Regions from separate parts of the Homo sapiens genome. Here regions 2 and 3 are each linked to region 1. The links are chromatin loops, found by intact Hi-C in ENCODE. Cell type or tissue: Calu3. All regions are shown on one strand. Each heading gives the region's core, and the rest is flanking DNA. Links, peaks and the distances in the headings are about the cores only.

Evidence for each region. Peaks named below come from ENCODE experiments on the same cell type or tissue, not always from the same donor. Only the 100,000 strongest peaks of a DNase experiment are listed, where the experiment ranks them.
Region 2: a loop joins it to region 1, with 3 times the contacts of the local background. A loop is called at or near these places in 15 of 110 quality-filtered maps.
Region 3: a loop joins it to region 1, with 11 times the contacts of the local background. A loop is called at or near these places in 105 of 110 quality-filtered maps.

The regions. Positions count from the first base shown.
Region 1 is chr10:84,370,686-84,380,932 of GRCh38, reverse strand. CCSER2 (coiled-coil serine rich protein 2) reads right to left here. Exons shown (of 10, transcript NM_001284240.2): 2 at 8,464-9,919; 3 at 7,118-7,314. The coding sequence starts at 9,880. Among named protein-coding and RNA genes, the nearest start is that of CCSER2, 47 kb to the right of the region's middle. In Calu3, for the core only: no CTCF peak of the experiment used is centred there; a DNase peak (open chromatin) is centred at 5,822.
Region 2 is chr10:84,425,192-84,435,438 of GRCh38, reverse strand. It overlaps CCSER2 (coiled-coil serine rich protein 2), which reads right to left. Exons shown (of 10, transcript NM_001284240.2): 5 at 9,546-9,708. Among named protein-coding and RNA genes, the nearest start is that of CCSER2, 100 kb to the right of the region's middle. In Calu3, for the core only: CTCF peaks have their summits at 5,117 and 5,319 (motif pointing left); a DNase peak (open chromatin) is centred at 5,318.
Region 3 is chr10:84,531,856-84,542,102 of GRCh38, reverse strand. No RefSeq gene overlaps it. Among named protein-coding and RNA genes, the nearest start is that of CCSER2, 210 kb to the right of the region's middle. RefSeq lists enhancers at 4,394-5,098, 6,351-6,850. In Calu3, for the core only: CTCF peaks have their summits at 1,421 and 4,537 (motif pointing right); DNase peaks (open chromatin) are centred at 1,412, 1,882 and 4,522.

The DNA.
Region 1 (10,247 bases), core at 1,620-9,619:
ACGAGGTCAGGAGATCGAGACCATCCTGGCTAACACGGTGAAACCCCATCTCTACTAAAAATACAAAAAAATTAGCCTGGCGTGGTGGCAGGCACCTGTAGTCCCAGCTACTTGGGAGGCTGAGACAGGAGAATGGCGTGAACCCAGGAAGGCGGAGCTTACAGTAAGTCGAGATTGCGCCACTGCACTCCAGCCTGGGCGACACAGCTACACTCTGTCTCAAAAAAAAAAAAAAAAAGAAAAGGAACACAGAGAATCCAAGGAGACACAGCTAGTACATGACAGAGGTGAAGTTTTAACTTAGCTTGTTCCGGAGCCCTGGCTCTTAATCATTATGCAATAACATCTCTCTGTAAACAAAATACCTCTATGGCCTTAGGATGGGAATGGGTGTCTTACACACACACGCCATATATGAGCATGTGAAGCAAAAACAATGAAGTAAAACATTACTAGATTTAATTGTCAAAAGCAAAAACTATGAACGGTAAAAAGATACAAAAAACAAAACAGAAGCAACAGGCTCAGAGAAGATTACTGCAACACATTTAACAAGAATTAAATTCCAACCACATAAAAAACTCTTCCATATCAATAAGAAAAATGGCAAAACCCAACTGAAAAATCACTGAAGTAAAAATTTACATAAAAGGAAACAAAACTGCCAGTAAAATGTGTGAAAAAAATGACAAAATCAATAATAGTATAAATGTAAATTAAAATTATGTATCATCTCACACTCACCAGACTGATTAAAATGTTGAAGTCAGATGACGACATATGGGGTTCAGATGATAAGTGACAGAAATTCTCATCCTCTACTGGAAGGTATACACTGGTAGGACCATTTTAGGGAGAAGTTTGATAATATCATTAAAGTTGAAAATACACTATTCCTAGTTTTATATCCTAGGAACGCTATAGCTAGGTTTATATCCTAAAGAAACTGACTTATATGATCAAAGAGAATTGAATCCGAATGTTCACTGCTACACCATGTAGACATTATTATTAGCAATAAAGAATAACTGAAATGTAGATTAGCAGGGGAACAGAGAAAAATACAGGTATATTCAAATGACAGAATATTATAAAGTAATAAATATGAATTAGAACTACAATACAAATACACATATACACAAAAAACATAAAATTGAGTTAAAAAAGAAACCTGTAGAATATTACATATCACTTACCTAAGTTGTAAAATACGTACAAAATCATACTGTATATTGTTCATGGATATATAAATGCATTAAGGATAATGGCCTATACAACATGCCTTAGAATTCACAATTTTAAAACAACGCACATAAAAAGAACTAACTGCTATATTTACTACTAGGGTGTTTACTGAATGCATTCTTTCCCAAATAATAAAGGCTTCTCTTTATGAGAATTCATTCATATGCCAGAGAAGGGAGAAAGGCTAAAAATCAATTATCTAGTTTCCATGTCAAAAACTTTGGAAAAGAAAAAACAAATTAAACTAAAGAAAAGTAGAAGAAAGGAAATAAAGATATAAACCAAAATCAATAAAAACAGAAAATAAGCACAATATAGAAAAATCAGCAAAGCCCAAATTTGGTTCTTGGAAATGAAGAAAAAGAGAGGAAACACCAATAACCAGTATTAGGAATGAAAAGCAGACGTCCCTATAAGATGTTAAAAAGAGGATAATCCTAAACAACTTTCACCAACAAATGACAAGTTTAGATGAAATGGACAAATTTTCAAAAACCAACACGAATATACATACAAATTTTAATATGCCAATATCTAAAAATTAAAACTGTTATTAAAAACCTTCTCATAAAGAAAACTCCAGGTCCAGAAGGCTGAATTCTGGCAAATTCTTTTACATACCTAAGGAATAAGCACATTAGTTGTACACAAATTCTTTCAAAGGACAGAAAAATAAGAAACACTTCTCAACTCATTATAAAGCCAGCATGATCTTGATACCAAAACATGGCAAGAACAAGTAGAAAAACAAGAAAATTACAGAGTAGAACAATCTTACTCATGAACATACATGCAAAAACATAGACTATTAGCAGAGCTGGGTATAGTGGCATGCACCTGTAGTCCCAGCTACTTGGGAGACTGTGGGAGGAGGATTACTTCAGCCCAGGAGTTCAAGGCCAGACTGGACAAAAAGAGACAGACCCTATCTCTTTTCTAAAAATTAATTTTTAGGCCGGGCGCGGTGGCACATGCCTGTAATCCCACTATTTTGGGAGGCCAAGGCGGGTGGATCACCTGAGGTCAGGAGTTCGAGACCAGCCTGGCCAACATGGTGAAACCCTGTCTCTACTAAAAATACAAAATTTAGCCAGGCGTGATGGCAGGCGCCTGTAATCCCAGCTACTCGGGAGGCTGAGGCAGAAGAAACGCTTGAACCTGGGAGGCAGAGGTTGCAGTGAGCCAAGATTGCGCCATCGCACTCCAGCCTGGGTGAGAAGAGCGAGACTTCGTCTCAAAAAAAAAAAAAAAAAAATTTAATTTTAAAAAATAATTTTAAAATATAAAAATTAGAAAATCTAGTTTAACAACATTTGAAAAGATAATACATCACGACCAAGTGAATGTATTCTAAGAATGGAAAGGTAGTTTACTATTTGAAAATCAAGCCATGCAATCTACCACACTAACACAAAAAAAACTTCATTATCTCAACAGACGTAGAGAAAGCATTTGGTAAAACTTAATATTCATTCACAACAAAAATTCAGCAAACAAAATAAAAGAGAATTTCCATACTCTGATTAAACTCCCTCTCAACTCCCAAAAACTTTAATGGTGAACTATTAAGGCTTTCTCTCTGAAATTCTATCACCATTTCAATTCAACATCACGTTGGTGGTCCTAACTTGTGTAATAGGGCAAGCGCTGGGGTGGTGAGGCAACTTTTTTGCAAATGGTATGATTATAGAATGTATATACAAGTTCCAAAATCATCCAAAGGCAAATTATTATAACTAGTAGATGAATTTACAAGGTTATTAGAAAAGTCCAATATACATGATAAAAATCAGGTATATTTGTATATACAACAAAAACTCATAAAATTATAAAAATGGTACCACTTACAGTGTCAAAATCAAACATGCATAACATTTTATAGAAAAGTACAAAACATTAGCAAGAAGTATTTCTAAAGTCTGAAATTAATGGAGGACTATATCTCCATCATAAATATGTCAATTCTCTCCAAAATCATCTATAAATTCAATGCAATCCCATTCAAAATCCCTGCAGGTCCTTCCTGGAAACGGACAAGCTCATTCTAATATTTAATTGGAAATACAAAAGGTTAAGAAGTGCTACAGAAATCTTGGAAAAGAACAAAGCTGGAAGACTTACCCTACCAGGCAGCAAAATTTATTTTAAAGCTACGATAATGAAAATAACATATAACTGACAAAATAAACAGAAATATTTGTCTATGCAATGAAATATTTATATATGCAGTCACTGATTTATGACAAAGATGACCCTGAAGTACAGTGGGGGAAAGATGACTAAAATAAATTAATCGTGACATCTATCTCACACCATACAGAAAAATAATTTCCAGATGGGGACTAGAGACCTACAGGTAAAAGGTTAAAAATAAATAATGCTTTTAGAGCAAAACATTGAAACATATATTCATGATATTAAGGTGGGAAAAGACTTCACAAACAGTTTTTTAAAAAGTGGTAACGGTAAAGGGAAAACTTGTAAAACTGGACAATATCAAAATTGGTAAGTTCTATATCAACAGACACTAAGAGATTTCAAAAGCAACTCACAGTAAAGAATACACTCTACATATATAAAATGTAAATATACACATGAATACAAACATCTACATATTGATATAAAATAAATATTTATGTCAAAAAATATGAAGAATTTTTACAAATCATTAAGAAAACAAACCCAACACAAGACACTTCACAGAAGAGGATATATCCTAATGGCCCAATAAACATATGTGAAGGTGCTCTGTGAGTAGTTATCAAAAAATACAAGACAAAATCTCAATGCAATACTACTATACCCACAAAATAGCAAAAATGCAAAAAGGCAGAAAGCACCAAGAATAGACAAGAAGGTGAATTTTCCGGAATGTTCATTTACTGCCAGTGGGGAGTGTAAACAGGCACAATCACTTTGAAACACTGACAGCATCTTTATCCATCAGCATAGCCTATAACCCAGGAATCTCTCTCCTACACATTTTCCCAACAAAAATGAATAAGTGTTCACCAAAAAAACATATATCAAAATCTTCACAATCATGCAATACTCTAATAGCCAGAAACTGGAACCAACCTAAATGCCCATGAACAATAAGATAAGTTGTAGTATATTCACACAAAGGAATATGATACAAGAGTAAAGAAACTACAACTGACAAATACATAATATTAATGAAAAGAAGCTAGATATAAACCAGCACCTTTATGATTTCATTTATATAAAGTTCAAGAACAGTCAAAGCTAATTTATAGTGACCGAAACCAACAGTGATTGCAGAGTAAGAGAATGACTGACTGAAAGGAACAGAAAGGGAACACTCTGGAGCGATGGGAGTATTCTATATCTTAATATGGATGATTGTCAAACAAGCATACAAATTTATCAAAATTCTCTGGTCTGTCTGCAGAAGATTTGTGCATTTTACTGTACGTAAATCAGACCTCTGCATAATACTGGTAGCATGTAAACAAATAAATAGCCAGGATTCTAGACTGGTGTTATGAAAAGTAATCAGTCTACAAACTATTTGTTGGGATCCTTGACATGATTAGGAGATTGCATCAGAATGTATATCAACACATTGTTTCTTTCAAAAAGGAAGACTTACTACAAAAACAATGTCAGCAGAAATGAACAGTGGGTGGAACTAAACTGTGTTAGAAGTGACACAGTTGATGTACATTCTAGTGAAAGCTCCTTATCTTTACCTGGACTGGTAGAAGCAGTGTTGCAGAGACAAGAAAAGTGAGAATATGCTAAAGGTCTTGAGGGGTTAAGTAAGAGATACTACTTTGAACCACTGTAGGAAAAAAAAAAAAGAAAAAGAAACAGAAAAAAAAAGCAAGACAATTTAAATAAAAATAATAAGATGGCAGAGTAAATACAGTCCAAGTATAACAATACAAACATAAAAGGATTAAACTCACTAGTCAAAAGAAAAAGACAAACTGAAAATTTTAAAATAATAAACTATTTGCTATACATAAAAAAGGCTGATAGTAAAAGAAGAGAAAATATATAAATAAAACTGGTAAGGTATATTAATATTTGGAAAAAAAGGAGTGTGAAAACAAAAAGCATAGTTAGAGATAGAGAAGATCACTAAGTAATGATGGAAAGTCCAATTCACCAAAAAAAAAAAAAAAACAAACCAACAATTCTGAACAGGTACACGCCTAAAATTTATACAAAACAAAAAATTCACGTAACTTCAGAGCAAAAATGGTAAATCCTACATCACTGTACGAGAACTCAACACATGGTTCTCAACTTTTGCCATCAACTCTCTATTCTTTCTCAGACTTTGTCATCTTCTCCTTAGATCAGAAGAGAAAGACAGAAACACCATCTTGTTCCAAAGCACAGAATGGATGTTTTTTTCTTCCCATACCAATAGACATAAACCTACTGAACAAGGAGGAAACTCATGGATCTTAAGGACTAACAGTTAATCCAGATGCATTCTGAAATCTTTGACAGAAAGCTATTTTGTGATTAGTTACAGGAACAATGAACTGAATCAAGGTGGTTAGCCTCCAAAAACTGTCAGGTACTAAGTGGTTTATTGCTGCCATCTGCTGGACACCTTTTTCATTTGCACTTCAATCATATTTGCCTTAAAACTCCTAGTAAGACAGCATATAAGGTCTTAAACTGTTATCTTTTCTGAGCCTCCTTTATCTAATGAGATGAAGACACTGTCTCTAAATTAAATGTTTGTATGCAAGGTGTTGACAACGGTTAAAAAAAATGTTTGTGCAATTTAAGCCTCCGTTAACAATGGCTTAAGTAAAAGGTTTATAGGAGTATAGAAAATTACATTGCCTGAAATCCACTTGGAATTTAATATATCCACAGACTACCAATTTTCCCATACAACTACTGGAAAATCGTATTTTATATACTGAATAACTGCAATGAGTCACTTTAAACATACCAATTACACTTTACCCATATGGCATATTATCCACATTACTTGCCATGTTTCTTAAAATATGCACATATAAATTCATGGCAGGTCTTCTAACACTTGCCCATAGCTGATTCCCTTGCCTTCCAGGCACACACAAAGATTACACTTCCTGTCCCTTTAGTACTCAGATGGGACCACATGATTAGTTCTGGTCAACAGATCATGAACGGAAGTGCCAAGTGTTGCCTGCAGGCCAATGCAAGTAATTATATGTGTGAGACCCTCTGGCACTCTCTTCCTCTGCCATAGTGAAAAGAAGGGACCTCAAAAGATGGTCAAGCCCCAAAATCAAAGTAGTTTAGATCACTAAAGACAGCTGCCCTAGAGAGCTGTCCAGACCCACAACAAACTTTCTAAGAGTAAAATAATACACTTGTATTGTATTATCCCACTGAGAGTTGGCACTTCAATGTTACCTCAGTATAGCACAGGCCAAGGTTTCTCAACAGCAGCAGTACTGCCATCTTAGGCTAGATAATTCATTGTGGTCTCTGTCTTGTGGACTGTGGGATGTTAAACAACATCCTTGGCATCTACCCACTAGATGCCAAGAAGCACTCATCAATATGACAACCAAAACCACCTCCAGTCATTGACCTCCTCCCCCAGTCTTTGAGAACCACTGGCATAGATTAAACTACTAATATAGTATGCACATATGTATGAGGAATATATATGTAAACATGTTGAGTATATTTAAGTCAAATGTCATATATTCTCCATGCTTTATTTCATATTAGAGTCAGATATTTTATAGGCTCTTAACAAATATGAATTTCCATTTCTCAAAGTAGTAAAGTTAATTCATAAATTTTTTACAAAATCAATCATATCACAAGTCTCTCTATAGTAGGGTAAACAAAATATTCCAAGAGTATATAAATCCATACATACTATGCTGTTCATTTCAGAGGACTCATAGCTCCCAACTGGATGGACATTTCCAATGGGTTCCAAGCCTTCTTCATCCCACATGTATGTTCCATCAGAGCTATCAGATGGAGAGAGTTCAAACGAAGAACCAGCTCTGTAGTCTGTATCTGGTGAAACCAAATTATTCCCAGAAGTATGTTTTGTACATTCACTCCTGTCTTCAAGAGAAAAAAGGTTACTGATTCACAAAAATATAATTGTTTCTCGTGTCCTAAAAATATAAGTGCTAATAATTTGATATATCATAGCAAAAAAGCTGGCTCAAAAAAAGCACTCATAACTGTAGCATTTTCTATATCCTAAGCAATAAAAACATCAAGAGCCAAAATCTTTAAAATAACCTACTGAAATATTTTCTAATAGAGGAAAAGAAAATTCATTTAGTCATCTTTCACTTCTGTAATATTTCCAAAAATGTAAATAAACCCTCATATTCCTATATTTCCCAAGATATTTATTTTTAAACACTGGCCAGGAAACTCCTTTTCCTCTGTGTACACTATTTAACTTCATAGATTAAATAATGTAGGGTACTCATAATTGCCTCCCTATAAGGAAATAAACTTGTTCCGGCAGTCTCTTTTAGAAGACCTATAGACAATCAAGGGTTTGTACATGCATTTCTATGCACGATCTAGTCCCCTGATTATACCACATGTCTATATCTAATCCCTTTAGTTGTTCTTTATTCAGGTATATGGGCATACAAATACCAAATACATTTTATCCAGCATTTAGTAACAGGATAACCAAACATAAGAGGAAATGTTTAACAGGTATTATTTCACTTTCTTCAGTTTAATAAATAAATAAAGCTCTCTCAGGAAGTGTATCTAAAAAATTGCTAAACAAGAAGAATTTTCTAGGATAAAAAAATCCGTGAGATTAGACATAACCTATATTATCTCATTGTACCCTTTGGTACAGCTTTACTCTTAACAAATAGCAATGAAATGCTATCCTAAGAGAAGAGATGGTTTGTTTAATGGCATACCACACTGGTTGAGGTAAGCAGGGGAAGTCATTTAGAAGCACTGCATATACTAAGCAGGAATAGGCTGTGTATAACAGCCAAAGAACAACAAAGGTTAAGAGTGGTTTTATTAATATTGTCTTGGATAGGGTGAAAAATGGGGTATGGAGCAAAAGTCACAGGAAAATAAACGTTAACCCACCTCAATTTTGTCTAGATCTATCCCTCCGTGAAACTGATAATATCTTGAAATCTATCTGAAGATAATCCTAAATGTAAGTTCAGTTATATTATTTAAAAGAAAGCAAAAAAACTTAAGGTAAGTAATATTTACCAGAGACACTTATATCTATCCATTCATCAGTTTTACTGAAGGCTTTTTCATTTTCCTTGGGGGAATCAAACATATCCTGTGGTGGCCCATTTTCATGTTTCTCTTCTTTGAGAGACATTTCCTCTGGAGTTATTCTAGTTCTGTTGGAGTCTTCTATATCTATAAAATCATCACTAAAGTCTTCACTTAAATCATTCTTATCAGAAGATGACAAAGACGACAAGGAAATGTCATCCACATCATCACTCAGGTATCTCATTTTAGCATCATGTTTCATGGTCTGGTTGTTTTTTGTTCTATAACTTTCATTTTCAATCAGTTCTTGGTCCTTATTAGCAGCTCTGTCCTTAGCCAAAACTGTAGCATCTTCCTCTACACATGTGTCAGCAGGTGAATTTTTATTTCCATCAACTGTCATAGTCCCAGAAAATGGAGATCGGCTAGATTTCAGTAGAGAGGGATGAACCATTCTATAACCTAAAGTAGAAGTTACACCTGGGCCATTTGGTAAAGCCAACTTCTTTCCACCAGCAGCATAAGGCCTATTAAATCCATACCCCAAATGTTCATTCCCATTGAGTACTTCTGGCTGCCGGGAATTTCTTGTTAGCATACTTGACCGTAGAGGCACTCTAATGGATAGCTGTTGGTTCTGATAAGGCTTTGTAAGATCCACAGCTCTATTAAAGGAATGTGATCTGGTTATAGATGAAGGTGGAAGGAATGAATTCTGAATGGAATGTGAAAAACTTTGTGACCTTACCATTTTTTCACAATTAATAGATTTACTACTGTCTGGGGATTGAGCTAAGCTTTCTCCAGAACTGCTTCTGGTGGCACAGGAGTTCGCTCTAGGCCTTTGCATGCTACCAGCTGATCGGTTTCCATAAAATCCATTCAACTGTGATTTTGGAGTATTGATCGAAGAATATGAAGTCCTTCCTAATAATGTGCCTTTGGTGAATTTACCCAAATTAGATGGTCCAGAAAAAGACTTTTGGTTTAACTCCTCTGTAGATGACACAAACATAGTGGATGGCTTTGCTAACTTTGATGTGAATAAAGAAACACTTTTCAAACCTCCCTTTATCCCATTTTTATCAAACATTCCTTGAGTAGGAACACGTTTTTCAGGATCAATTATTTTATCATGTGAATTTTGAGTATTGTTAGGCTCTTCGACACCTTGTGCACAAAGCTGATATTTATTTGCTTTCCTCCAATTAAATGAATGAGATGATGGACAATCAGAGCCATTATTTTTGATGTAACTTTTGACATTACTATTCTTGGAAGTTCCTAATAAATTAACAGGTGTCCCATTTGGCATTGGCTGCAATGTACTTCTTACAGATTTTGTTCCATACTTTGGCAACTTGGAACCCAAAAATGTCTTGATTTGTGTTTTTTCTTCCATGAGCTATAAGGTGCATTTGTTCTTAAAAGTTGAAAGAATCTGTGAAGAGAAAAAAGAAGTACATTAAACATTCCTAAATAAGGATAATTACATGAATTATTACATAATATGATACTTACACTTTTATACGCAGAAAAACCCAAAAGCTACTCATGATTCCTACAGAACTCCTGGCAAATACCGAATGCACTAATTAAATTAATAACTTTATGTTGGAAGAAAATAAAGAACATTTTTATAAACTTTTATAAATGTATGCTATGAATGACAGCAAAATCTAGAAATAAAATTAAACCACCAAATTTGACTATGTAAAAAATAATACTTACAGAGTACTTCTTCCAATTTCCAATCCAAATAATTTTTT
Region 2 (10,247 bases), core at 931-8,930, 55 kb before region 1:
GAGACTGGTCTGCAGGCTACGCCATGAGAATCAGGTATGGAATATGGACATATATTGACATAAATGTGATCCAAATGCATGGAACTAATAAATTTAAAATGTTTTAAGGAAGAGTCAACAAGTCTTGTTCACTAACTGAAACAAAGAACTGACATCTAGAAAAGCCACAATAGCCACCTCTCACCTCAGATTTAGGTTTAAATCCTATCTGACAGTAACTAGCTGTTGAAAATATTTATTATCTTTGGGCCATAGTTTCTTTAACTCTCAATGTTCTCTACTGCTCATTGAACAAAGTTTATATGCCTTAGGTTGCATTTCAAATACCTCCACCATGAGATTCAAAATTAACCCTGTATTTTCTCTTAGTACTGAAATGCTACTTTCTTCAGAAGCCCTTCCTGATCCCCTCAACTAGATAAAACTATCATTTTATGATCCTTAATTTGTTTCACAGCATAAAGAAACCTATATACTTTTCAACTCTAATTGGATTGTAAGCCCTTTGAAAACAGAGCCATATCTTATTAATTTTAATATTATCTGCATAGATGATCTGAGTCCAAATTCAGCTGCCACTTACTAGCCACACAACACACAGGGCAAGTTACCAAATCCCTCTATGCTTCATTTCCTAATCTATAAAATGGGCAAAATAACAATACTTGTCTCCTTAGGTTAGTATAAGACTTAAATGAGGTAATATATGTTAAAGTGCTTGGACTAATACATAATATATAGTAAATATTAAATAAAAATGACTTACTATAATATTATTAAGTTTCCAACCTCTTTATCTTGAAACATTTCTTGAAATAGAAGTATCAAAAGAATACTACAATGAACAACAATATACCCTTCACCTATATTTACCAACTGTTAAAATATTGACACATTTGCTTTGCATCTATGTATTTGTTGCTAAACCATCTGACAATAAATTAAAAGTGACATAAAATCCCACTGGGAGAAACACATGAAGTTTTCTGGGGAAAAAAATCAATATAACAGAGAAATCTAAGAGACAGAAAGAGGGAAAGATGGAACAGAAAGCAAATATATAACAGGGATTATTTTCAGAAAATAAAAGGAGACTATGAAGATAGGAGGGAGCGGGAACACGGGACAGAAAGATAATGAAGATTTTAATCTCAGAATTTGAGATTTCAGATTCTGAGAAGATGATGCAGTTTCCACATTAAAAAATAAATCTCAGAATGGGAGGTAAAATCACTTTCTAAGACTAAAGACACAAATCCAGGGGCAAATGTGTAAGAAGGGTAATAAAAAATAAGAGATGAAGGGGGAATTACTGGCCATAATCCCCCACATTAAGTTGATACATTTGTACCTCTGTATAAATTTTAACATTCATGAATTTCTAACAGAAACTCCGGTAGTGAAAGCAACATGAAGACTGCAAAGCTGCTGTGGCATGAACACACTAGAATGCTAGTAGCCATGTGTTAGTGAAGTGAGATCTTATGTGGCCGATCATAGCCCAGGCAGGCAGGTAAATATGAAGAAATGAACCATTAGAGATATGGGTGAAGGCAAAAATGAGTTCAGTGGTTTCAAAGGCATGAGAATGAAAGCCCACTGTCTCCAATATTATCTAACCTTGCTCTTTAAGTGCTGCCAATAAAATCAACAAGATAAAAAAAAAGATGCAAACTAGAGAAAAGAATCTTGAAGAGATAACCGTCTTTACCCACTTAAACTGAATTCACATACAGTAGCAGAACCTGATATTAAACCCACAAGCATACAAATCATTGTTGCATAATTATTTAATGCAGTTTTAAAGGAATTTCTCCAAATTCTATGGCTACACCCATATACTTACAAATAACTTTATTCTTCCCACTCCCAACAGAACTTCTTGATTACTAAGATGTGTGATTTCATGCTAATCTAAAAGTTTGTGATTTATAGGTTAGACTGGCAAGTGCAGATGTTTGTATATCTGTGTGTGTATACTTGTGTATGTGTGTGTGTGTGTGTATGTGTGTGGGGTGGGGAGATTTTTCTTCTTCATTTCTTATGTAACCTGAGTCACAGTTTTGATTTCATAAAATCATTAGTGTTTCATCACCATTAATAAAAACTTTATACTAAAAGTTAAATGTACGTATTTTTATGTTTGTGGTAACATTTTAAGACAATCCCAATCAAAATTTCAGCAAGTTATTTTGAGGATATCGGCAAGGTGATTCTAAATTCTTTATTAGAACAGGCAAAAGACCCAAAATATCCGAAACAATATTGAAGAAGAAGAAAGTCGAAGGCCTAACACTACTCAACTTCAAGACTTACTATACAAAGCTACAGTCATCAAAATGGCATGTGTGGTATTGGCAAAAGAACCGACATATCAACTGAATACAATAGAGAGCTCAGAAATAGACCCACATATACACAGTCAATTGATCTTCGACAAAGGAGCAAAGGCAATTCAAAACAGAGTATAAAAGATAGTCTTTTCAACAAATGAGACTAGAAATGGACATCTACAAACAAAAAGAATGACTTTAAATCTTTCACAAAAATTAAGTCAAAATGGATCAAAGGCCTAAATGCAAAATGCGAAACTATAAAATTCCTATAATATGAAAAGGGAGAAAATCCAGGTGACCTTGGATTTGGCAATGAGTTTTTTGGATATAACATGAAAAGTGCAACCCAAGAAAGAAAAAATGGATGTTGAAAATGTTAAAAATTTTTGAAAATCTGTCCTGCAAAAAGTACTATCAAGAGAATAAGCCACCGACTGGAAAAAATTATTTGCAAAACATATATCTGATAAAGGATTGGTATCTAAAATATACAAAGAACTCTTAAAACTCAACAAGAGAATAAACAACCCAATTTTAAAATGGGCAAATAGCTAGAGGCCATTATTCTAAGCGAATTAACGCTGGAAGAGAAAACCAAATACCACATGTTCTCACTTATAAGTGGGAGCTAAACATTGTACTCACAGACATAACAATGGTAACACAGACGCTGGGGACTACTAGACAGGGGAGGGAAAGAGGAGCAAGGGCTGAAAAATTGTTGGGTACTATGCTCACTACCTGGGTGATGGGATCATCTGTATCCCAAACCTCAGTATCACATAATATATCCATGTATATGTGATACAAACCTGCGTATGTACCCACTGAATCTAAAGTAAAAGTTGAAATTATAAAAAATAAAATAAAAATAAGCAAAGATCTGAACAGACACATCACCAAAGAAGATATACAGATGGCAAATAAGCATGTGAGAAAATGTTCAACATCATTTATCATTAGGGAACTGCAAATTAAAACAACATTGAAATACCACTACATACCTAATAGTTAATGTCCAAAGCATAGTACCAAATGCTGATGAGGATATGGAGCAGCAACAGAAGTTCTCATTCATTGCTGGTGGAAACGCAAAAGGGTAAAGCAACTTTGGAAGACAGTTTGGCAGTTTCCTACCAAATTAAACATATGCTTCCCATATGACCCAGCAATAGTGCTCCTTGATATTTACCAAAATGAGGTGAAAAATGTACGCCCGTGCAAAAATCTGTATATAAATGTTTACAGCAGTTTTATTAATAATTGTTAAAACTTGGAAGCAACCAAGATGTTTTTCAGTAAGTAAATGAATAAACAAACTGTAGTACAGCCATACAACAAAATATTATTCAGTAATTTTTTTTGAGACAGGGTCTCTCTCTGTTGTCCAGGCTGGAGAGTGGGGTGATCTCGGCTCACTGCAGCCTCAACCTCCTGGGCTCAAGTGATCCCCCCACCTCAGCCTCCCAAGTAGATGGGACTATAGACACGTGCCACCACGCCCAGCTAATTTTTTTGATTTTTTTGTCAAAACGAGGACTCAATATGTGCCCAGGCTGTTCCTGAACTCCTGAACTCAAGCTATCCTCCTGCCTTGGCCTCTCAAAGTGCTGAGACTGCAGGCATGAGCCACTGCACCTGGCTAATTTTTTTTTTTAAATGAGATGCCACAAAAATATATAGAGGAACCTTACATGTATTTTGGTAAGTGAAAGAAGCCAATCTGAAAAGACTATCTACTATCTGATTATAGCTCTCTGGCATTCTGGAAAAGGCAAAACTGTAGAAACAGCAAAAAGATCAGTATTTACCAGGAGTTCAGGAAAAGAAGGGAGGGATGAATAAGTGGAACACACAGAATTTGAAGGGTAGTGAAACTATTCTGTATGATACTGTAATGGTATGGCATTATACATTTGTCAAGGCCCATAGGATATACAAAACAGAGTGAACCCTAATATAAACTATGAATTTTAGTTAATAATAAAATATCAATATTGACTCATCAATTATAATACAATCATGCAAGATGTTAATCATAGGAGAAACTGTATCTAATGGAAGGTGAGAAAGCATATGAGAACTCTATTTTTGCTCAATTTTTCTGTAAACCCAAAGCTGCTCTAAAAAATAAAATCTATTAGTTAAAAGGAAAGAAAGAAAAATAAAGCATGACAAATGAAGAGAAACACTGCCAGAATAACAGAGATTTCTAAAACTCCATTCCTCCATTAAAGCACTAAGAACACTGGCAAATTTGTCAAAATCAACTTTTTCAGAACTCTAGAAATCAGCCAAATGCTTGCAACAACTAAGGAGCATTTAATCAATAAAAACTGCTGAATCTCAAAGAAACAGCAAGCTCTGTGGCATTTTAATTTATCCAATAGCCACACCCATCTCCTTACCTTTGTGGTAGCTTGAGAACCAAAAGCATTACAACAAGCATGGCAGCTATGAAATCCAGCAGTCACTAGAGATTGGGGGACAAAATGGGTTTAGAACTCTCCAAAAAGCACCACTCCCAAAGAACTGCTATGATTTGATCTCCCTGGCCGCTCCCTAGAAAAAGCCCATTCTCAGGAGTTGGTTTGAGCTGATTCAAAGCTTGTTCGGTAATTCCCTTATCCCTAGTGCACTGCTTAAAATCTCAGCTGCCTGAAATGGCAATATCAATTGGGACAAACAAGAAGCTGACCAAAAATCATAAAAGGAAAACCTGAGGAAAGAAATGTCCACAAGAGGCTTTGAAATGCTCCAATATAGTCTTGGGAATAGAGAAGAACATATACATGTATAGGCTGTGTATGTACATGCCAAGGAAATACCAGAGAATCCCCTAATCTTCCACCTTTGGCTGACTTTGAAACTCTAAACAAGCAGGAAGTGAAGGCCAAGGCAGAGCTGCAAACTACTTACAGGACTGCAGGTGTGCCTAAGCTGCAAACTACTTACAGGGACTGCAGGTGTGCCTAAGCAAACACACAGAGCCCCCTGGTGGAGGCTGGGAGACTTACTAGTTCAAGGCATTCAATGAAATCTCCATCCAACCATTAGCTGACCACTAATCAAACCAAGCAAAGACGTCAAATATTTTTTTAAAATACAGACTTTTTACAGAATCTGTCTAGAAAAGTCAGTAAACAACCACAAAAAAACACAACAACAAATCCTGGCCAGGGAGAAATCTGATTTAAGTAGTTTTCACATTATTTGTATTTTTTTTTTTTCAAATTTTTTGTGACAAGCAAGGAATGATGCTCATACATTCCCGTAGTTAAGTGGCCAGAGCGAAGTGGGGAGGGGCAGAAAGAACGTAACTAATGACCAAACATGTCCCAAATTTGATGAAAAACATTAATCTGTATATCTAGGAGGCTCAACAAACTACAGATATGATAAACTAAAAGAGAGGCGCATTATAATTTAACTGTTGAAAGCCAAAGAAAAAGTGAAAATCCTTAATGCAGAAAAAAAGCTGGGGGGGGTGGTGGTGGCAGGGCGGGGGGACTCATCATGTGGAAGACACGCTCAGTAACATTAACAGCCGATTTCTCATCAGAAAGCATGGGAGTTGAAATATTACAAGGAACACTGCCAACCAAGAAGTCTACATCTGGCAAAACTATCCTTCAAAATAAAAGAGAAATTAAGACATTCCCAGATAAACAAAAACAGAGAATTTATTGCTAACACACCTTCCCTACAATATATAGTGAAGTTGGAGACTTGAACACCTCACTTTCAATAATGGACAGAACAATTAGAGATATATGAGAAGCAGAAGATTTAAGCAACATTATAAACCAACAAGACCAAAAAGACATCTACAGAATATCTATAAAAATTAAATTAGCAATCCAAAAAACTGCCACAAAGAAAAGCCCAGGCCCAAATAACTCCACTGGTCAATACTACAAAACATTCAAAGAAGAATTCACAAAAATCCTTCACAAACTCTTCCCAAAAGTAGAAGTGAAAGGAATACTTCCCAATTCAATCTGTGTGGTCCTGATATCAAAACAAGACAAGGATATCTCAAGAAGAAAAACAAAACAAAACTACAGACCAGTATTTCTTAAGTGTGTATATATATATATATATATATATATATATACACATACACACACAAAAAAAATCTTCAACAAAATACTAGCAAACTGAATCACACAACATACCAACACAACACGCAACATACCAAAGTATTACTCCACATTAGTAGAATGAAAGCGGAAAAAAAAGATTATCTCCATAGACACAGAAAAAGTAATTGACAAAATCCAACACCCTTTCATGATAAAAACACTCAACTATCCATGAATGGAAGGGAACTTCAAACTGATAGAAAGTATCTTTTAAAATCCACAGCTAACATCACATTAACAATAAAATATTTAAAATATTTATTTTCCCCCCATATCAGAAACAAGACACACCTATTGGCTTTCACCACTTCTACTCAACAGAGGTTGTAGCCATAGCAATTATGCAAAAGATAAAAAGACATTTTTATCCAAAATGGAAAGGAAAAGGTAAAAACTATTTGCAGATAACATATCTTGTATATAGAAAATCCCACAGCTGGGGTGCCCAAGCCCCTAACCAGGGACCAGTACCAGTCTGTGGTCTGTTAGGAGCCAGGCCACACAGCAGGAGGTAAGCAGAGGGCATGCATGTAAGCATTCCTGCTTATCTGACAGGAGCTCCACCTCCTGTCGTATCAGCGGCAGCATTAGATTCTCATAGGAGCACGAACCCTATCGTGAGCTGCGCATGCAAGGGATCTAGGTTGAACACCCCTTATGAGAATCTAACTAATGCCTGATGATTTGAGGTGGAAGAGTTTCATCCCAATCCCAAAACCATCCCCCAACCTCCCACCCATGGCCTGTGGAAAATTTGTCTTCCAGGAGACTGGTCCTTGGTGCCAAAAAGGTTGGAGACCACTGTCCTACAGGACTAAGCAAACAGAGGGTTAAATGACTCATGTACATGAACACTGCAGCCACTCAGGACTGCAGCAAAGCTTATAATAAAGAGGGAAAGTGGGCTAAGGGCCAAGCCTTTTGTAAGCTCCAGGTAGGAACCAGTAAAGAAGAGTTGATACAGCCAAATGCCCTAAGTCTCAAAAAATGGGACTTACAATCACTTCCTTTAGAAGTGACAATGAGAAATGAGGACAAAAACCCCATCTCTAAACAGTGAAGTATTAGGGTGACTGGAAAATAAGAATCTTTGGTGTAAAAATGTTACTGGGGAAGTAGTATATTTGGGAAAGAGCTAGGTTTCAGTTATGATTAGGAGAATGTAGGTGAAGAGATGAAGAATGTGAGTTTGCTAGGATATGAGAGAATTCCAGATAGCATATCAAAAGGTGTAGAAAAAAAGGAGGTCTGGGCAGAAAAGAAGAGAGGAAGATTAGGCCAGGTAAAAAGACAGAGCAGTATTACGATGAGAACATGAGTGGATGTATTAGTTCTCAACCACCAGTCTTCCCAACACCCCTGAGTTACGGATAAGGCATGATCCTATAACTAATGACAATAATAACGGGAGTTAAGGGACAGAAGAAAGCGAAGCAATACTCAGGAAGTTTTAGAATGGAAACAGGACTTTTGCACATGCAATATTGAAAAGGCCCTGGGGCTAGTATACCCAAACCTTTCTAATATTAAGGCACAGAGAGAAATTAATAGTTTTAAGGTATGCTGGGGTAAGGCTCGTCTTAGAGGAGGTTTCTTTTTGTACCACCCATTCCATAACTTGCTGAGGTGGATGTAGGTGTCTCAAAACCAGCACCAACACCCCAAAGATTGAGAGTTTCAATAAACGGATCAATCTATAACCATTCACAACAAACCAGTGTACCTCAGCCCAATTGTTGGGAAGTTCTGTGCTAAGTCAGTCAAATTAGCAACCCCTAAGAATGCTGTGCATTTTTCCCTCCTCAGTAAGAATCACTCATGTGGATGATCCACACCATAGTCCCTTAAAATACACTAAGTAGAAGGGATTTGTGATCATATGTTTTGGAAAATGGCTACATATTATATTTTTTACCACCTTTTGCAAAATCACAGTACTATATTTATACACAAAAGCACAATTGAGTCCACCATTTAAAAAATGTTTATGATCTATTCATTCTCATACTAATTTGACCAGGGACCCTCTCTTTTCTTACAACTGCTGACATCCAAGGAACACAGTTGTTTGAAAATGTTGCTTAACTTTTCTGACAAATTAATTCAGGAAAAAAACACATCCTTTATCTTATGCGTACTGTATATGTTGTAATAAATCAAATTTTATTCTTTGCTTTTGCTGCAAAGAATCTTAGAATCAATTTTTTCCCTCACTTTAGGAACTACACAACACCATGTTTTTCTTCCATTATTTCTTTAAACCAATTGTACTATTTGTATTGTAAATGCACTCCAAAATGACCTGAAATCCCTGTGGAATGAGATAAGAAAGTGAAAAGGAAAAACTAATAACTTCCACAGAGTGCCTACTGTAAACTAGACACTACTCTAGGCACTTTTATCCCTGATTCTCAAACACTGAGATAAAGATATTATTAATTATGTTTTAAAGATAGTAAAGTGAAGCAGAGACGGTTTAAATAAATTATCTAAGCTTGCAAAGCTAATCTGCGCCAGGTCAGGTTTTGATTCCAGGTTTGAATGACTACGGAGCCTCATTACAAAATAAGATCTGACCAATTTAAAGACTATCCTCTACTTTGAAAAAGAAAAGACTAAATAGTACCTTCAGCACTAAACAGTACCTTCTTCTGTTTTTAATGGTACTTGTGGAATTTTTAAATTTTAACTTATTACATGAGCAAAAGACCAATCACTTGGCACTAATTTTAAATATTATTTGGAAAAACTAAGAAATTTAACACAGTTAACATTTAATCATTTCCAAATGACAGCTAGAAAATCATACCATAACTTGAAGTCCAAAAAGCAGATATAAATAGAGTATTTATATTTAAGATAAAACTAATGAAAAAATATTTGGGCCAAAAAGAACAAATTAGACATATTATTCCAATTAGTACCACATAAAACTTGAAGTGCTTTTTGGTGCCTCTAAAAACAAACCAGACAAAAACAGGTTTTTTGAGGGTTCTGGGAAAGGGAGAATTATAATTCAAAATCAGAGGACAGCAAATGAAATCTAAGTCAGAACAGTACTTACCTGCTCAAGTCACTTTTTCCATGGTGATGATAGTGGTCAGGGTGGCTGAGGTGGTAATGCTCCTGTCCACTCCACCTCTGGGGTGGCCTTTTCCAAAAACCTTCCTGAGGCTGCCGAACATTTCTGTCTGGTCGGTCAAAGCGGTTCATATTGTCACACTCCACTAGACAGATTCAAAAGCAAAAGACTATAAACATGTACATACTCCATAAAAGTTGACTCTTATAGCTTGATAATTAAATGCTGTAAATCAAATAAAAATAATAGTTTAAAAATATCAGCCATTTATGTTAATCACAATATCAAGATTTCTAAAAGCATAACCAGTTCTTCTGGTGAAAACTGAACTTAATATTATTCAAAATGAAGTAAATTATAATACTTTTACATTACAGTCATGTAAACAATTAACTGCCACACTGTTTTAAAACAGGCAAATTAACCTTGAAATCAACATTATACATTTTAAACACTCATAATCAGTTTTAGGTGGTTTTCATCACTGTCACAAGTTGGCTCTGATTTCAGAATGAAAATGACAGGAAACAGCAGATTTTTAAGAGAACTCATTCCTATAAAGGACTGCTACAATTAATTTTCACTGATCTCAAGAAGCACAAATTAACTTTTCATCACAAACAAATCACACTTTTAAAATTAAGCTCACATTTTCGGAAAGTAAGACGCTTCAATCTGCCTGCA
Region 3 (10,247 bases), core at 1,231-9,230, 160 kb before region 1:
ATCATTTGTATCATGGAATTGGGCTATGAGTCATTCAGGCCTGACTGAGAAAAGGACATTGGTCAGTCAGCTTTGCTGGACAACCTCCACAAGCTCTCAGTGGCATATGACAATAAGCACTAATTCCCATGCTTGTAAGTGTGGCCCACTGAAGACAACTGGATGCTTGTCAAGGCTGGGCTCAGCAGGTCGGCTCTGCTTCGGGCAGTGGGACTGCAGGGCTCGGCTTCCCACTGCAGGTTGGGCTCAGGCCTGCTCTATGTGTGCTTATTATGGGATCCAGGATGAAAGGGCAGCAGCTACCAGGAGGAAACGCTTCTCATTTAGGTTCAATCAGTGAAGTGCGGGGATGCAAAGCCAATCTCTCAAGCACATTGAAAGCCTCTGCTAACCCTATGACTGCTAATATTCCATTGGCCAAAGTCATCTGCCCAAACCCAAAGTCAAGGACCTGGAAGCATGCTCTGCACAGCCTGAGGCCATGGTGAGGGTGAGTGTGGGATCCTATTCCCCCTATGCCCATCCAGATGTGCAGCCTGCCTGGGGGTGCTGAGTGGTGTTTGGGGACCATGGCCTGTGGGAAGGAGGCCAAGCCCTTCTGCCTGAGCAGGGCAGCAGAGATTCCGCGCTCTGTCGGCCAATGCCCAACTAAAGACAGGAAATTCGAGGTGAGTGACACCCAGAGGTTCGGAGAGGAAATGACACCTGGAAAGCCTGGCCCTTAAGTCCAGCCTTTGCCCTGAGGGGTGGGAGCCCATAGGCCTTCCAGCTGGGTCCCCGCAGGAGAGGCCTGGAGAATGGAGGGGAGAGCACTTCGTTGTCATCTGGATCTGCCTGCAGCCCCGGTCACCTGGCTGAATCTGGGCAGGGCCAGGCCAGGCCCACCTTGGACAGGTGCCCTGCACCGCGTGGACAGGACCGAGGCTCGGGAATCCTTGCTTCCCACGGCAAATTTTCCCTCTGGAAAACGGGAGAGACAGAAACGTGTTGCACGGAAGCACCGGGAACGCGGCGCGCCCACGCTTCTGGCCCTGGCTGGGGGCGCCGTCGGGAGACCCATCCCTCATTCCGAGGGAGCCCCCCAGGACCCCCCCGCACCGCGCCCTCCCTCTCCCCTGCGCTTGAGAAGGACTTGGTGCCTCCAGGTCGCGGGAATCTTCATCACTTCTGCAGCACTGGAGGAGGGCGCCGTTTCCACCCCTCACCATAGGCTGTAGCCGCAGGCCAGGACGCTCAGCTGGCCCCGCTGGGGCGTCCTGGCAGACAAAGTCGTCAAGAGGATTTCCAAGCGCAGCGAAGTTGCCCCTCAGATGATCAGGCAGGGTCGGGGGACCCGGCCCTGGGATCCCGCGGCCCGTTAGCTAGCCTGACTCAGCCCCGGTGAGGCGGATCCGGAGCGGGAGCCGGGCGCACTCGTGTGGCCATGCCTGGGAACGCAGGTCCGGGAAATGGGCCGCCGGGAGCTCAGGACCAGCTGCCAAGACCCCAGGGAAAGAAACATCATCTGGAGGAAGGAGGCGAAGGGAGGGAGGCCCCGGGAGCCCCTTGACAGGCCTCATTCACGCTCTGCATGTTGGAAGGCCCTTGACAGAACTGAATCTTTTATGATGGCCAGAGATGCATCCCCTTTGAAAGGAGGGCTGCCAGGTAGCACAGCCCTGCATCCTGTTCCCCAAGTTTCCCTTTCCCCTGGGGACTCACTGAGCACCTAGTCACCCCACGGCTTTGCTCTCCCTTGGGAGCTCTAGCCTGAGTCCGGTGTGAGGCTCCTCCAAGGCTGCCCTGAAGATTTGGAGGCAGCCTAAGAGACATAGCCCAGGGTAACAGGAAACAAGACAGTAACAGACAACTAAGCCCTGTGGAATCCATTCATTCCACAGGAGGTGGGGCGTGACCACCATGAGCTAGCCACCCTGGAAGGCTCTGAAGCTGTGTCCTTTGCACGCTACAGGAGGCTTTTGAATTCGACCACCAAAATTCAGACTTACCAAAGGGCAAACCCCACAGTGAGTCCTCTGCTCAGCAGGGGGCTTCTGGGTTCCTTCCCTGCTTTAAGCCCAGAAAGAGACCTCACATACTTCTGGCTCCCCAGCCCTATGCACCTCTGACGTGAGAACTCACATTTAATGGGGAGTTACTGTGTGGGAGGCACACACTCCCTTCTGATCATTTGGGTGGGCACTGGTCCTACCCAGTTTCATTCAAGAATTGGAGTGTGACTGATGTGGTTTGGCCATGTCACCACCCAAATTTCATCCTGAATTCTCAGTTATTGTGGGAGAGACCTGGTGGGAGGTAACTGAATCATGGGGGCAGGTCTTTCCCGTGCTGTTCTTGTGATAGTGAATAAGTCTCGTGAGATCTGATGGTTTGAAAAACAGAGTCTCCCTGCACAAGCTCTCTTCTCTTGTCTGCCACCATGTGAGACCTGCCTTTCACCTCCTGCCATGATTGTGAGGCCTCCCCAGCCATGTGGAACTGTAAATCCATTAAATCTCTTTCTTTTGTAAATTGCCCAGTCTCAGGTATCTCTTTATCAGCAGCATGAAAACGGACTCATACAGTGACCTTAGATGTGCTAAGAGTAAACTGGAAATTTTGAAGAAGTTCATCCAGGCAGATTGCCTTCACATTTTGGCCAGCTGCCTGGGAGCTTGATGCCATCTTTTGGATTTAGCCCAAGATTCTCAAACTTGTGATCAGTTATACTCCAAGGAATCCATAAAGGAATTTTGCTTTATTTAGTCATTTCATGGAGCATGGCGCACTGGGATATGTTGACAGTCATTTGATGTGATTGTGAGTTTGTTATTGATATAATTAGTGCAGCCAGAGAAAAGCAGCTAAAACTTCTGGGAAATTGACTCGTAATATTGTAACACATAATATAGGGGAAAAAGCAGAACCACAATAATGATTGGGGACTTGTGGTTCCTGTGCGCTTGAAGATGTGTGTGCTTGGGATTTTGATAATTTACAAAGCTTTATGCCCTCATCTCTCTGCTTTCCAGCCTTTTTAAGATCTGAAAGGAAATTTGCAAATTGGCTTCTGAAAACTATAACTGATACATCAGCAAATCAGAGCTGGCCTTGGTGAGTGAAGTCCAAATGCTGGGGCCCAGACCTGGACCCCAGTGATGGAAGGAGCACTGTATACCTGGAGACCAAAGAATCCTTTTCAAAAGAGACACCCACTTCAGGTGCAGGGGTGGCTCATTCTACTTCTGAGAAACAAACTTGCCTTCCCCCTGCCCCTCCTTTCCCATTGTTGACAACACCCCCACCCCAATCCCTGGCCTGCTGACACAGAGAACGTGTCCCAACTGGCAGAGCAAAGTTGTTTGGAGCCACTGAACACTTTAGCCAAATTCTTCAACTCTAAGCTAGCCTGCATCTAGAAGACAAAGACAACTGTTCTCCCATAATAACACAAAAGGTTCTTAGGGTTTTGGGGCATTACCCGTGGTGACCAGAGTGCCTAGTCCACCTCTCTGGAGCCAGGAAGAGAGAGAAATACTCTCTCTAGAGTATTTCTTCTATCTCTAGACGTGAAAGAAATACAGTGCCAGCCACATACTCAATTTTAAATTTTTTAAAAGTCCCATTTTATAATGTGAAAAGAAATAAGTAAAATTAATAACTTATTTTTTATTAATCCAGCATGAAATAATTTATTTCAAGATGTAATGAGTATAACAATTATTAATGAGATATTTTTCCTTTTTTATATGAAATCTGCTGTGGATTTTATATTTCCAGGGCATCTCAGTTCAGACCAGCTGCAATTTAAGTGCTCAGGAGCCACATGTAACCTGTGACTGCCTTATTGGACAGCGCAGGTCTAGAGTACATCTCTGGAGCTCATGGAACAACAGAGCACTGTCACTGCCACCACCCAAAGTCCAAACCAAGGGGCCAGGCCCTCAGCGCTGCCTTCGAAACATAACTGAACCAAAACTACCACAAATGTGGGTGGTGCCTGGGCCCGAAAGACCTAGTGGATAGCATTTGCTGAAAGCCTTCATGGGTCATTCTCATCCCAGGAATGACTGCTTGGGGAAAGGCTGAGCCAGGGCCCCTATATAAACAAGCATACTTGTTCCATCGGGACCCTTGGTTGGCTTTTCCAGGTAAATGAATGTCCACAGGAGGGCACCTACAACATCTTTAGTGCCATTGTTGTTGAATTAAAAATGAAGTCCAAGGCTGGTCTTGTGATGGATTAATCGACTTTTTATTGTGCAATAAGCAATGGAACACACATTTCCTTCTTAGCCTTGGCTGCCAGGAAACTCAGAGCCAAGTAGGTTCTCAGTTAAAAACTATTGCCTCAGCTATTCCTCCATTATGATATGGTTGTTTTCCTTTCACTTTTATTTTAATACTTTGAGGATTTGACAGGGTTTCCATCTTCTGAAACTTCAAGCAACTGTAAATCATTTTTAGAAATGGGCGGGGTACGTATAAGGAAGGTTTCAGATTTTACCACTAGATGGCAGCATTGTACAATAGACTACCGCCTTCAGCCTCCCGCCGGCCCTCCCCACTATCGCTCCGGCCTATTCCACTCCTTTAATAGCTCTATGACTTGGGCCATTGACTTTTAACACTCTGAGCCTCTCCTCTGTTTTATCATGTGAAAAAGGAAATGCTATTGTGAAAACGAACTGAGATGAAATATAGCTGGAGATGTAGTAGTAGCCTTGTGATTAAGTGCATGGATTCTGATGCAGATGACCTGGTTTCAAATTCTATTTCGCCATTTAATAGCTGTAAGTGCAGGCAAGGTATCTAACTTCAAGCCTTAGTTTCTCCTCTGTAAAATAGTGAGGCTAGTGCCTGCTTCTTAGGAATGTTGCAAGAATTTGAGGGCAGGATATAAAGCGCTTAGAACAATGCCTGGCCACACAGAACATCAAGGGTTAGAAGCTACCATCATTATCATCATCAACACATAAAGCACCCAGCACAGCACATGGAGTCATGCTTCTAGACCCCAGTGTGACACTCTTGTGCCTGTTGGTCTACGAGATGTTGGAAATGAGGCCTCCGCATGGGCTCTTCTTTGTGCCAAGGTGGGAGAACTGACTTCTGGCCCTGCTGCTCTTTGGGGTCAGAAACTGGATGGGGAGGGAGGGATGTGGTAGGTGCACTGGGAAGAAAGATGTCTGGGAGCAGCTTGTGCTGTGGGGAAGGCTTGTGGGAAGTGGGCTGGAGAGGTGAACAAATCTCTTTACGAATGTCATTGTGCAGTGTATTTGGATCCCGTCACCATTTTTGACAAAGCAAGTAAAGAGTTGACACTATTGTGAACTTTTGGCTCCCGGACTGTGTTTTAGTTTTTCCACTGCACCCTCCGTCAACACTAAACAAGAGTGGTCCTTCATTTATAATGGTTGCATTTATAAAGCACTCAACAAACATTAACTATTATTGTTGAGTGTCAGAGAACACTCAATAAACATCATGTATTATTATGCGACCAGGCTTCTGCATTCCACACCCACGTGGGTGTAATAACGCTGGGTTTTCTCCAGCGCAGTCTCCACCTGCAGGACCATAGAAACCCCCAAACTCCCTGTTGTTTCCTTTGAAACTCGCTGTATTTTCTGTTTCCAAGAACAAAAATGATTTTGTTGAATTTAATTTTCAAGTTTATATTACAGCAAAAGAAACTCAGATTTGGAAAACAAAATTAAAATTATAGTATTGAATATTCTTTCTTTAAACTCCACCCCCTCAGATATTCTAAATAACCCTCTGAAGGCAGCTTAACCTTCCCTGAAGCTCCTTGGTTCCATGAGAAGTGATTCCCCCTCAACCTCCCTCTCTAAATCTCTTCCTGTGTTAAAAAATCAATATTAGACATGAGGCCTTGCCTCAGTTTGGGGAGCATATATCTAAACACCACAGGCCCTACAGTCTGGCATACTCAGCTTCCCAAACCCTCTGTGCTATATTCCTAAGATTCCCACTGCTTCACTCACTGATAAGGAATAATGTAAGACTAACTTTATTAAAACAATTTGGGGTCACCATGTGGCGCCCAGACAGTCATCTCTTGCTACACAGTGTGTTTGGAGGAATAAGGTAGGAATCAGATGCAAAATCTTCAGTGGGGCTCTCAGAACTAGGGATCCCAAATTAGAGGGTCCAGAGACCTGGGGCCATGCCCCATGGCCACATGGGCCTGTGATGGACATCTGACAGTGAGCACAGGCTTTGCCTTCCCACCCCCACAAAGTTGGAAGGCAGCTGTGGCTCATTGCTGCTATCCTCCTGGGCCACCAAAGGTCACAGCATAGGTCTATGGCCACGGGGAGTCAATCTCTCTTGGGGGTTCCAGCTTCAGCAGCATCAGCCTTGAGAGAAAAGGGGGCTGTGCAATCAGGCAAGTACAAGGTGGGGAACAAAGGCATCCACACTGGGAAAGGAAAAGTAATACTGTCTACTGTAGATGACAAGCTCCTGTGTGCAGAAGATCCCAAGGAACCCATAAAAGCACTATCAGAACTAATACAAAGATCTATTAGTCTGCTTTAATCCTGCTGATAGAGATATACCAAAGACTGGGTAATTTATAAAGGAAAAGAAGTTTAATGGACTCACAGTTTCATGTGGCTGGGGTGGCCTCACAATCATGGTGGAAGATGAAAGGCATTTCTTTTTTTTTTTTTTTTCTTTTTTTTTTGAGACGGAGTCTCGCTCTGTCGCCCAGGCTGGAGTGCAGTGCCGCGATCTCGGCTCACTGCAAGCTCCGCCTCCCGGGTTCACGCCATTCTCCTGCCTCAGCCTCCTGAGCAGCTGGGACTACAGGCGCCCGCCACCACACCTGGCTGATTTTTTATATTTTTTAGTAGAGACGGGGTTTCACCATGTTAGCCAGGATGGTCTCGATTTCCTGACTTAGTGATCCACCCGCCTCAGCCTCCCAAAGTGCTGGGATTATAGGCGTGAGCCACCACGCTCGGCCGAAAGGCATTTCTTATGTGGAGGCAGGCAAGAGAGAGAATGAGCAGGGGAACTCCCTTTTTTAAAACCGTCAGATCTCGTGAGACTTATTCACTACAAAAACAGCAGCACAGGAAATACCCACCCCCATGATTCAATTACCTCCCACTGGGTCCTTCCCATAACATGTGGTAATTACGGGAGCTACAATTCAAACTGAGATTTGGGTGAGGATACAGCCTAACCATATTATTCCACCCCTAACCTCTCCCAAATCTCATGTCCTCACATTTCAAAACATATCATGCCTTCCCAACAGTCCCCCAAAGTCTTCTTTCAGCAAAGTCTCATTTGAGACAAGGCAAGTCCCTTCCACCTTATAAGCCTGTAAAATCAAAAGCAAGTTAGATACTTCCTAGATACAATGGGGTTACAGGCACTGGGCAAATAAACCCACTCCAAATGGGAGAAATTGGCCAAAACAAAGGGGCCACAGGTCCCATGCAAGTCCAAAACCCAGTAGGGAAGTCATTAAATCTTAAAGTTCCAAAATGATCTCCTTTGACTCCGTGTCTCACATTCAGGTCATGCTGACAGAAGAGGTGGGCTCCCATGGCCTTGGGCAGCTCCGCCCCTGAGGCTTTGCTGGATACAGCACCTCTCCTGGCTGCTTTCACAGGCTGGCATTGAGTGTCTGAGGCTTTACCAGTTGCATGGTGCAAGTTGTTGGTGAATCTACCATTCTGGGGTCTGGAGGAGGGTGGCCCTCTTCTTACAGCTCCACTAGGTGGTGCCCCAGTAGGGACTCTGTGTGAGAGCTCGACCCCATATTTCCCTTCTGCACTGCCCTCACAGAGGTTCTCCATGAGGGCCCCACCCCTGCAGCAAACTTTTGCCTGGAGATCCAGGTGTTTCCATACATCCTCTGAAATCTACACAGAAGTTCACAAACCTCAATTCTTGACTTCTGTGCACCTGCAGGCTCAACACCACGTGGAAGCTGCCAAGGCTTGGGGCTTGCACCATTTGGAGTCACAGCCCGAGCTGTACCTTGGCACCTTTTAGCCACAGCTGGAGCAACTGGGACACAGGGCAGCAAGTCCCTGAGTTGTACACAGCATAAGGCCCTGGACCCGGCCCAGGAAACCCTCCTACGTCTCTGGCCTGTGATTGGAGGGGTTGCCTTGAAGTTCTCTGACATGCCTTGGAGACATTTTCCCCATTTGCTTGGTGATTAACATTGGACTCCTTGTTACTTACCCAATTTCTGCTGCCGGCTTGAATTTCTCCCCAGAAAATCGGTTTTTCTTTTCTATCACATCATCAGGCTGCAAATTTTCCAAATGTTTGTGCTCTGCTTCCTCTTGAACACTTTCCTGCTTCAAAATTTCTTCCACCATGTTTGGGCGTGGTGGCTCATGCCTGTAATCCCAGCACTTTGGGAGCCTGAGGCAGGCGGATCACCTGAGGTTGGAAGTTCGAGACCAGCCTGACCAACATGGAGACACCCCATCTCTACTAAAAATACAAAATTAGCCAGGCGTGGTGATGCATGCCTATAATCCCAGCTACTCGGGAGGCTGAGGCAGGAGAATCGCTTGTACCCGAGAGGCGGAGTTTGTGGTGAGCCGAGATTGCACCATTGCACTCCAGCCTGAGTAACAGGAGTGAAACTCCGTCTCAAAAAAAAAAGAAAGAAATTTCTTCCACCAGATACCCTAAATCATCTCTCTCAAATTCAAAGTTCCACATATCTCTAGGGCAGGGGCAAAATGCTGCCAATCTCTTTGCATAGCAAGAGTGGCCTTTACTCCACTTCCCAACAAGTTCCTCATCTCCATCTGAGACCACCTCAGCCTGGACCTTATTGTCCATATCACCGTAAGCAATTTGGTCAAAGCCATTCAACAAGTCTCTAGGAAGTTCCAAACTTCCCCACATCTTCCTGTCTTCTGAGCCCTCCAAGTCTCTAGGAAGTTCCAAACTTCCCCACATTTTCCTGCCTTCTTCTGAGCCCTCCAAACTGTTCCAAGTTCTGCCTGTTACTCAGTTCCAAAGTTGCTTGCACATTTTCAGATATCTTTACGGCAGCATCCCACTCTCAGTACCAATTTACTGTATTAATCTGTTTTCATGCTGCTGATCAAGACATACCCAAAACTCGGTAATTTATATTAATGGACTCACAGTTCCACATACCTGAGGAAGCCTCACAATCGTGGCAGAAGGTGAAAGGCACATCTTACACAGTGGCAGACAAGAGAGAGAATGATCAGGGAAACTCCCCTTTATAAAACCATAGATCACGTGAGACTTATTCACTACCATGAAAACAGCACAGGAAAGACCTGCTCCCACGATTCAATTATCTCCCACTGGGTCCCTCCCAGAACACATGGGAATTATGGGAGCTAACATTCAAGATGAGATTTGGGTGGGGACACAGCCAAACCATATCGTAAGCACAGTAAGTCTCAGGATACAGGATCAGTATACAAAAATCAATTGCACTTCTATGTATAAACAATGAACAATCTGAAAAAGATATTAAGGATACAATTCCTTGCACAACAGCAACAAAAAATAAAATACTTAGGAATAAATTTAACAAAAGAAGTATAAGATTTTTACACTGAAAATTATAAAACATTGCTGAGGGAAATTTTAAAAATCTATATAATTTTAGAGACATTTCATGTTCATGGATCGGAAAATTCAGTGTTGACAAGATGACTATTCTTCCCAAACTGAATAGTTTCCATGCAATTCCTATCAAAATTCCAGCATGCATTTTTGCAGAACTTAACAATATGATCCTAAAATTTATATGGACTTATAAAAGACCATGAATAGCCAAATAAATTTTGAAAAAGAAGAGCAAATTTGGAGGACTTTAATTTCCTAACTTCAAAACTTACTGTAAAGCTATAATACAATTATGAAGACAGTGTGGTCTGGTATGAGAACAGATGTATGGATCCACAGAACAGAGCTGACCATCCAGACAATAAATTCTTTTATTTACATTCAATTTACTTTCAACAAAAGTGCCAAGAGAGTGCCTTGGGTAAAGGATAGCCCTATTAACCAATAGTGGTGAGACAATTTGGTATCCACATGCAAAAAGATGAGCTTTAACCCCCACCTCATTCCATACACAAAAATTAACTCAAAGTGGATCACAGACTTACACGTAAGAGCTAAAACAATATGACTTTTAGAAGATGACATAGGAGAAAACCCTCAAGGCCTTGGGCAAGGCAAAAATTTCTTAGATATAACACCAAAAGCAAAAA